Linked DNA regions of Homo sapiens: region 2 is linked to region 1. The links are chromatin contacts, found by POLR2A ChIA-PET in ENCODE. All regions are on one chromosome and are shown on one strand. The core of a region is the stretch at or near the end of the contact, and the rest is flanking DNA. Distances in the headings are between cores, read along the strand shown.

Evidence for each region. ChIA-PET counts read pairs that join two places held with the same protein, here RNA polymerase II (POLR2A).
Region 2: POLR2A ChIA-PET joins it to region 1 with 23 read pairs in activated T-cell. The contact joins the promoter of MRPL53 here to the promoter of GCKR in region 1. POLR2A ChIA-PET finds 5 or more read pairs at or near these places in 2 of 52 experiments (HEK293 and activated T-cell).

Annotation. Positions count from the first base shown.
Region 1 is chr2:27,493,727-27,498,115 of GRCh38, reverse strand. It overlaps GCKR (glucokinase regulator), which reads right to left and starts at 1,277. Exons shown (of 19, transcript NM_001486.4): 1 at 1,152-1,277; 2 at 717-872; 3 at 486-554. The coding sequence starts at 1,211. FNDC4 (fibronectin type III domain containing 4) reads left to right here and starts at 2,916. Exons shown (of 7, transcript NM_022823.3): 1 at 2,916-3,238; 2 at 3,413-3,569; 3 at 3,650-3,765; 4 at 3,982-4,186. The coding sequence starts at 3,437.
Region 2 is chr2:74,470,656-74,474,814 of GRCh38, reverse strand. It overlaps MRPL53 (mitochondrial ribosomal protein L53), which reads left to right and starts at 2,135. Exons shown (of 3, transcript NM_053050.5): 1 at 2,135-2,246; 2 at 2,345-2,457; 3 at 2,563-2,833. The coding sequence starts at 2,155. The coding sequence ends at 2,696. It overlaps CCDC142 (coiled-coil domain containing 142), which reads left to right. Exons shown (of 9, transcript NM_001365575.2): 9 at 13-1,983. The coding sequence ends at 269. RefSeq lists enhancers at 2,097-2,196, 2,597-2,726.

The DNA of each region.
Region 1 (4,389 bases), core at 28-2,527:
AATGTAGTGTAGCAAAAAGAACATTGGATTAGAGAAACCAGTTTGACTCCCATGTCTTGCTCCACTACTTGTTCAAATCCTTACTTCTCCCAGAAAGAACTGAAAGCAGCTTTGTCATCTAAATAAAAGTAAATAATAAAAGCAGCATTATCCAGCAATTATTAGCTCAGTGTATTTGAGCAAGCTACAGTGATTATCCTTTCTAAATCTTTGTTTTTTCATCTGAGGAAAACAAACAGAAGTCATATCAACTTCACAGGCTTTTGTGAGGGTAATAGGTGTGAAAGTAGATTGTCAATTATAAAGTATTAAGCAGAGAAGTTATCATTATTATTTATTAATAAGATGAAAATAAGGATCCAAAAGGGAGGATCTCCAAAAGGGAGAAAGGAGAATGAGATCTATCAAAGTGAGAAATAGAGACAGTAAAAAGAGAAAGAGGGAAACAGAAAAGTTTAGGCAGGGAACAGAAGGAAGGTTAGTACCTTCAGCACTTCCTGAACTTTCCCAGCCACCTGTACCATGGTGGTCAGAATGGATTCGCTGTAGAGTCTCTGTAGGGAATATGCAGGAATGAGAAGCCAAGAAAAGGAGGACGATGAATGGGGGAGGGGGTCTCAGGGTTTCCGATATTAGGAGCCATGGTGAGGGAGAGCAGAGGTGGGGTTGGGGTTGGCATGTTTATTTCCAGGGTCCAGGTCTTGGGTCTTGGTTACCTGGTATGTGGACAGGGCTTGCCCCTCCTCCTGGAAGATCTCAGCATCACATTGCCCTAGCAGTCGAACAATGTTCTCAGCATCTGCTTTGTCTAGATCCTGGGTCAGTGGGTTTGACTTCTCCGTGATTGGCACAGCTGCCTCGTACCCAGACAACTAGAAGGAAGAGGGGACAAGGATGGAGCAGGAAGCCAAAGCCTCATTCATGCCTGCTGAGCTGGAGGTGGGAGTGGCAGCAGGCACAGAGTTTGGACTTACACACACGCACACACATACCACACCAGAAACTCAGCCTGCACTTGGTGCTCTGGGCATATTAGGGAAAGAACATCAGGAAGGAAGAAGAGGTGAGCAGAAACCAGCGGGGAGGGAAGACTGGATGAAAAATAATTCTAGGAATCAGCACAGAAAGCCAACATGAAGAAGGGGTCTCACCTCCCACTTGCCAGGCTCCGGGGTCTCAATGACATGTTGAAACCGTTTTGTGCCTGGCATGGTCCCACGCTGTGGATACACTGTTCCTCCTGCCTCTTCAGCCACACAAACCCCTCTGGTCACAATGACTCTGCTTCCAGTTGGCAGGGCCTTATCTGAGCCCCAGTGATGATTAACCCAAGCACCCTGGGCTCTCAGAGCACCACCCTTTCCTGGTCACTAGGCCCCCAGCCCTCTGGTAACCCCAGGGAAACTCCTGGGCTTCCTCTTTGCAAGCACCCTGACTCGCCAGCCTCTGCTTTGGCCCCTGAAGAGGAAGACCTGAGGCTCGGGACTCTTGCCCTACCGGGACAATGCCCTCTTCTACAGAGGACCTGGAGCCTGGGAGTGCAGGACAACACCCACGGCAGTGAGAATCCCTGGGCAAGTGTCCTCCGAGGCCAGAGATCAGGGTCACCAAGTCAGCACAAGTCAGAGGACCTGGCCCATGGCTTGATCACATGCTCAGCACACACAGTCAGTCCCACTGGTCCCATTTTATCCTCTCCTCTCAGAAAGGAAGGCAGTAGAAGCTTCTGAGCCCCAAGTGTGCACACACTGTACTGGATATTACAGCGGGAAAAATCCCACAGAAACAGAAATACTGCATTGAGAATTAGAAACCAAAGAATCTGCCCTAAATACAATGTTAGCCAACATTTATTTACACTGAACAACACACTTTTCACAGACAGTATCTCATTGGATACACCAACACTAAGATGTTGGTCAATATTGACACCCTCATTTTTCAGATGATGAAACAGGCTCAGAGTAGTTTAGTTGGTTGCTTAAGATCACACAGCTGGACAAATTGGGACTCACACCCAGGTTCTCAATTCAGATTTCAAGCTCAACCAAAGCATGATATAATGTAAGGGCTTACATGTTATTGAACAAAGAAGTAACTAACAGATTGGTGCAAATTAATCTCCATCATCCAGTCACATAGTGTTGTGAGATTTATAAAGATCTTTCCCGTCTCATTTGAGCCTCACAACAACCCTGTGAGATTTCACACGCTTTGCTTTACAGGTGGGAAACCTGAAGCACAGATAAACCAGTTTCTCCAAAACCACACCGTAAGTGGTAGAGCTTTAGAAAAACAAAAAAAGAAAAGAAAGGAATAATAATTTTTTTAAAAAAGCCATAGGTCTTTGCGCTTTGATTCTCCCGAGAAGCCCAACACTCTTAACAATCACTGTATCTCCAGGTTTTAATATAATGCCAGACACATAGGAGATGCTCAATAAATATTTGGTGAATAAATGAAAGAATGAATGAGAAAGCGAACGGAATTAAATGAGATTATGAATGGAAAAGAGACTTAAAAGCTGACGCAGTCTACAAGTAAGGGATTGTTAAAGCAATTATTATCTCCCTCACTCTCTCCCCTCTCCTGTTAGCCCCTCGGGCACTGGAGGTGGAATTCCTCTTCCCAACTTGGCTCTTCCACGCGGGGAGGAAGGGGATCTCCCAGGTGCCGGAGACCCTAGCACCCGCGTCTCACCCCCCACGCCCCCGCCGACTCGTCCGCTTCAGCTGGGAGAGAGAAGGGATAAGGGATGGGGGCTCCGGAGGCGCCATTGGGAGGGTCGTGGGAGGAGCCCCGAGAGGACGGGAGTGAGGGGGCGGGAGGGGAATGACGGCGGCGAGAACCCCGGCTGGGCGGGGCGGGCCCGCGCGTCCCGGCCGGGCTGCGGCGGAGCGAGCGGGGCCAGCGCTGCAGAAGGCGGCGGCTGGCTCTCCGGGACGGTCACATCCCGCTGCAGGGGCGGGCGGAGGCCGCCGCACTGCCTCCCGCACCGGGGACCCAGGCCAGCGTCCGGGCAACGCCCCCTGCTCCCGGACAGACTCCGTGGCCCGCTCGAGCCCTGGGGGCTCCGCAGACCCGCGCCCGCTCCGCCCGCAGCTCGGCCCCGCGCTGCCCGCGTCGCCGGGCCCGCGCCGGGATGGGGTAGGGGCAGCGCCACCGAGTCGGGCGATGGGCCGCCCTCTGGGCACCGAGCAGCCCCCCGAGGCCTGACCAACCGCGAGGACCGGCGGAGGTGGGTGTGGGCAGGGCGGACCGCACTCTGGGGCCGCCCGGGCAATGCGGGGGCGGGAGGGCGTAGAGAAAATAGGGCTGTTGTGAGCTGTGGGGAGCCCAGGAGAGCTGCTGCCCCCCGACCTCCGTGCGTTCTGGGCAGTCCTTGACCCCCCACAACTCCTGCCATCTCCAGGAGCCCCGCCTGGATGTCAAGCGGATGCCAAGCGGATGCCACAGTTCCCCCCCCAGCGGACTCCGTGGGGACATGGCTTCGCTGGTGCCCCTTTCCCCATATCTAAGCCCCACGGTCCTCCTGCTGGTCAGCTGTGACCTGGGCTTCGTGCGAGCAGGTAAGTAAAGGGGAACGGGGCTGAGGGTCAACCACAGCTAGTCAATGGGTGAAACCTGTTAAACACCCTGGCTCCCGCAGACCGGCCTCCCTCTCCTGTGAATGTGACGGTCACTCACCTCAGAGCCAACTCGGCCACTGTGTCCTGGGACGTCCCAGAAGGCAACATCGTCATTGGCTACTCCATTTCCCAGCAAGTATGAATCACCCTTCTGCTCCCCCAACCTGTGTCCTTGGATTTCGGCACATTTCTTCACTTAAGTGGGGGGGATCTGGAAGCTGGCGTATCCTGGCTCAGGCTGCCCTTTTCACGCTACTCCCCCGGAGTGCTTGGATGTTGAAGAGTCTCTGGTTGAGCCTTGTGGCCTGGCACTGGGGTGAGGCTGTCCTCCTCTCCCCTCATCTCCCTGCAGCGGCAGAATGGCCCCGGGCAGCGTGTGATTCGGGAGGTGAACACCACCACCCGGGCCTGTGCCCTCTGGGGCCTGGCTGAAGACAGTGACTACACAGTGCAGGTCAGGAGCATCGGCCTTCGGGGAGAGAGTCCCCCAGGGCCCCGGGTGCACTTCCGAACTCTCAAGGGTTCTGACCGGCTACCTTCAAACAGTTCAAGCCCAGGTGAGGATCTGTGCTATTGGATTCTCTGGCTGCTTACCTGGCTTGCAGCCTCTTACTTACTTCCCCAAGACAAGCAACAGACTAGCTGAGTTGAATAGGATGATTTAATTCATTGTACTGCCAGGAAAGGAAAGAAAAGCAGGTGGGAAGGGGATTGGGTATAGACAGGCTGGTATTGAGTTGTTTGGGGGAAGGCCTTTTAA
Region 2 (4,159 bases), core at 886-3,385, about 47 Mb before region 1:
CTGCCTTACCAGGTGCTTGTCAGGAGGTCCAGACCACGAAATTGCCCAGCAGCTGCCTCAATAGCCTGGAGAGCTTGGAGCCCCCGCTCCAGCCTGGAACATCTCCAGCCCAGACAGGTCAGCTGCAAAGCACACTAGGAGGAAGGGGACCTAGCCCGGAGGGCTACCTGGTGGGAAATCAGCAGGCCTGGCTTGCCCTCAGGCAACACCAGCGACCCCGTTGGCACCTGCCGTTTTTTTCCTGCCTGGGAACCAGTCCTGAATCCTAAGGAGCCTGGGACCAGGAGCCAGAAAGTTAAGAGCTCCCCATCTCTAGCTGGAAAATCCAGACATTTGGAATTGCATATTAAGGAAGCCCAGAACTGGAAGCTTGGAGGAAAGCATACTGGAGAATAAGCTACAAAGAGCCTGGGCTTAAGAATCCAAGATTAGGGGCTGGGCGAGGTGGCTCACGCCTGTAATCCAGCACTTTGGGAGACCGAGGCAGGCGGATCATGAGGTCAGGAGATCAAGACCATCCTGGCTAACACGGTGAAACCCTGTTTCCACTAAAAATACAAAAAATTAGCCGGGCGTGGTGGCGGGTGCCTGTAGTCCCAGCTACTCGGGAGGCTGAGGCAGGAGAATGGTGTGAACCTGGGAGGCGGAGCTTGCAGTGAGCTGAGATCCAGCCACAGCACTCCAGCCTGGGTGACAGAGCAAGACTCTGTCTCAAAAAAAAAAAAAAAAAAAATCCAAGATTAGGCAGGGCATGGTGGCTCACACCTATAATCCCAGCACTTTGGGAGGCTGAGGCAGGCGGATCACCTGAGGTCGGGAGTTCCAGACCAGCCTGACCAACATGGAGAAACCCCGTCTCTACTAAAAATACAAAATTAGCCAGGTGTGGTGGCGCATGCCTGTAATCCCAGCTACTCAGGAGGCTGAGGCAGGAGAATCGCTTGAACCTAGGAGGCGAAGGTTGCGGAGAGCCGAGATTGTGCCATTGCACTCCAGCCTGGGCAACAAGGGCAAAACTTCGTCTCAAAAAAAAAAAAAAAAAAAAAAAAAATCCAAGATCACTCCAGCACCTGGAATCCAGAGTAAAGAGCAAGACCATAGCCTGGAACCTGAAGGTCAGACCCTTGGGAGGTTCAGGCCTAGTTCTCCATCACTGAAGATATCTCAGGGATAAAGAGTTGAGTGCTCGGCCAGGTGAGGGGGCTCACGCCTGCTCACGCCTGTAATCCCAGCACTTTGGGAGGCCTAGAGGGGCGGATCACGAGGTCCGATCAAGACCATCCTGGCTAACGCGGTGAAACCCCGCCTCTACTAAAAATACAAAAAATTAGCCGGGCGTGGTGGCACGCGCCTGTAGTCCCAGCTACTCAGGAGGCTGAGGCATGAGAATCGCTTGAACCCGGGAGGCAGAGATTGCAGTGAGCCGAGATCGCGCCACTGCACTCCTGCCTGGGCAACAAGAGCAAAACTTCGTCTCAAAAAAAGAAAACTGGCTAGAATGCACTTCAACTTAAGTCCTGGGAGCTACGCTAATTCATGGAGAACCACAGAGGTTTAATAGGCATTTCTATACCTGGATCAGCCCCAAGGACAGTATTACCCTGTACTGCCCTTCCTATTACTATTTTCAGTCATTTACTAATATTGGGCTGTAGTACTTTCACGTTTAAGCTTTGGCTATTCAGAGCTCACTACGTTTAATCTTCAGTTACCTGAATGGTGTTTACCTTCTGGTGTGGATCATCCCGGCTTGTGTTAGTGCTCTCTCTTTGGAAGAAGCCAGGATTTAAGATCGAGTTAGCCTAGATGTGGCCCAGCAGGGTACAGAAGGGGAAAGGCTGCAGAAAACGGGCGTATTTTCGTGCAAAGAGGTTTTTGCGCCATTTATTTATGGTTTTCACCGTCGTATGAGAGGACTATTCATGATAGGCTGTATTTGCTGACAGCCTACTTTGGGCTCCCCCATGCGTTGTGCCGAAACCACCTCTTTCTTTCCTGCCTTCCTCCGCCTGGGCTAGGAAGCCCAGAGCTGCGGTTCGCAGGCCTGCTAAGCAGCCGGCGGCCGGAAGTCTATCCCGCAGAAGCGCAGCCATTCACGGCCTCACGCAATGCGACACTTCCGCCTGCACGAGTTCTTCCGGGGCGGAGGTCACCATGGCAGCTGCCTTGGCTCGGCTTGGTCTGCGGCCTGTCAAACAGGTTCGGGTTCAGTTCTGTCCCTTCGAGAAAAACGTGGAATCGACGAGGTACGAAGGGGAAGTGGGTAGAAGCGGGAAGTGGTGCGCCTTCCTTCAGCCGGGGCTTTAAGCCCTCAGCTTGGCGCTCCTCTGTTTTTCCACCGTAGGACCTTCCTGCAGACGGTGAGCAGTGAGAAGGTCCGCTCCACTAATCTCAACTGCTCAGTGATTGCGGACGTGAGGCATGACGGCTCCGAGCCCTGCGTGGACGTGCTGTTCGGTGGGCTTGGTGGAGACGGGCAGGAGGGAACAGCGAGCAGCCCGCGCGCCCCTAAGCCCCAGCACTGCGGTCCCTCCCTGTCTCACTCGTTTGTTTCTTCCCCAGGAGACGGGCATCGCCTGATTATGCGCGGCGCTCATCTCACCGCTCTGGAAATGCTCACCGCCTTCGCCTCCCACATCCGGGCCAGGGACGCGGCGGGCAGCGGGGACAAGCCGGGCGCTGATACTGGTCGCTGACAGCGCCAAAGAGACCAACAAGATGATTTTAGCGTGGACTAGGACACTTAACCTAAGAAGAGTTTCACTTAATCATTCAAATCACTATCTGAAGGGTCACGGAGCGCAAAATAAAGTTTAAAACCCTGCTACCACAATGTTTCTGGAACAAGACTAGATCAGAGAGGTGTCTGGATGAACCTGAATTTATTTCACTTTCTTACTATCACTCACTGCTTAACCCTTTTGAATTTGGCTTCTGGCTTCTCCTACCACTCACTCAAGGTACCTCTTTTTTTTTTTTTTTTTTTTTTTTTTTTTTTTTGACTGGTCTGTTTCTGTCGCTCAGGCTGGAGTGCAGTGGCATGATTCTAGCTCACTGTAACCTGGGCTTAGCCGAACCTCCCAAGTAGCTGGGAAGTTGGGACTACAGGCACGCCCCACGCGCCACCACGTTTAGTTAATTTTTAAATTTTTTTGTAGAGAAGGGTTTTCACTATGTTTCCCAGGCTGGTCTTGAAGTTCTGGGCTCAAGTGATCCTCCCACCTTGGCTTCCCAAAGTGTTGGGCGTGAGCTACTGTGCCCAGCCCTCTTACTTTTACCAAATCTTGTGTGAAAGAACACTGATAGGCTGAGCGTGGTGGCTCACATCTGTAATCGCAGCACTTTAGGAGGCCGAGTCAGGCAGATCACCTGCTTGGAGAAACCCCACCTCTACTAGAAAATACAAAAAAATTAGCTGGGTGTGGTGGCACAAGCCTGTAATCCCAGCTACTCGGGAGGCCGAGCGAGGCAAGAGAATCGCTGGAATCCAGGAGGTGAAGGTTGAAGTAGGCTGAGGTCACACCACTGCACTCCAGCCTGAGCAAGAGTGAGACTCTGTCTCAAAAAAAAAAAAAAAACAAAAACACTAACAGAGTGCTGTTTTTTCAGCTCTCATCGTTGTATCCCAGTTCCATCTTTTTTTTTTTTTTTTTTTTTTTTTTAAATAGAGGTGGGGTTTTGTCCTGTTGCACGGGCTGGTCTCTAACTCTTGGACACAAGTGATCCTCCTGCCTCGGCCTCCCAAAGTGCTGGGTTCACAGGCGTGAGCCACCAACGCCTGGCCGCATCTACAACTCTTGTTTTTGAGATAGAGTCTCACTCTGTCACCCAGACTGGAGTGCAGTGGCGTGACCTTGGCTCACTGCAGCCTCCGCCTCCCGGGTTCCAGTGATTCTCCTGCTTCAGCCTCCTGGGTGGCTGGGATTACAGGCATGTGCCACCACGCCTGGCTGATTTTTGTATTTTCAGTAGAGATGGGGCTTTGCCATGTCAGCCAGGCTGTCCTCAAACTCCTGATCCGCCCCCTCGGCTTCCCAAAGTGCTGGGATTACAGGCATGAGCCACTGTGCCCGGCCTGCAACTCTTAATTCACCCATTTGTGGAACTTCTCTCCCTCTTGGGTCCTTTTTCTTTTGAACCACACAGGTGTTCTACCTTC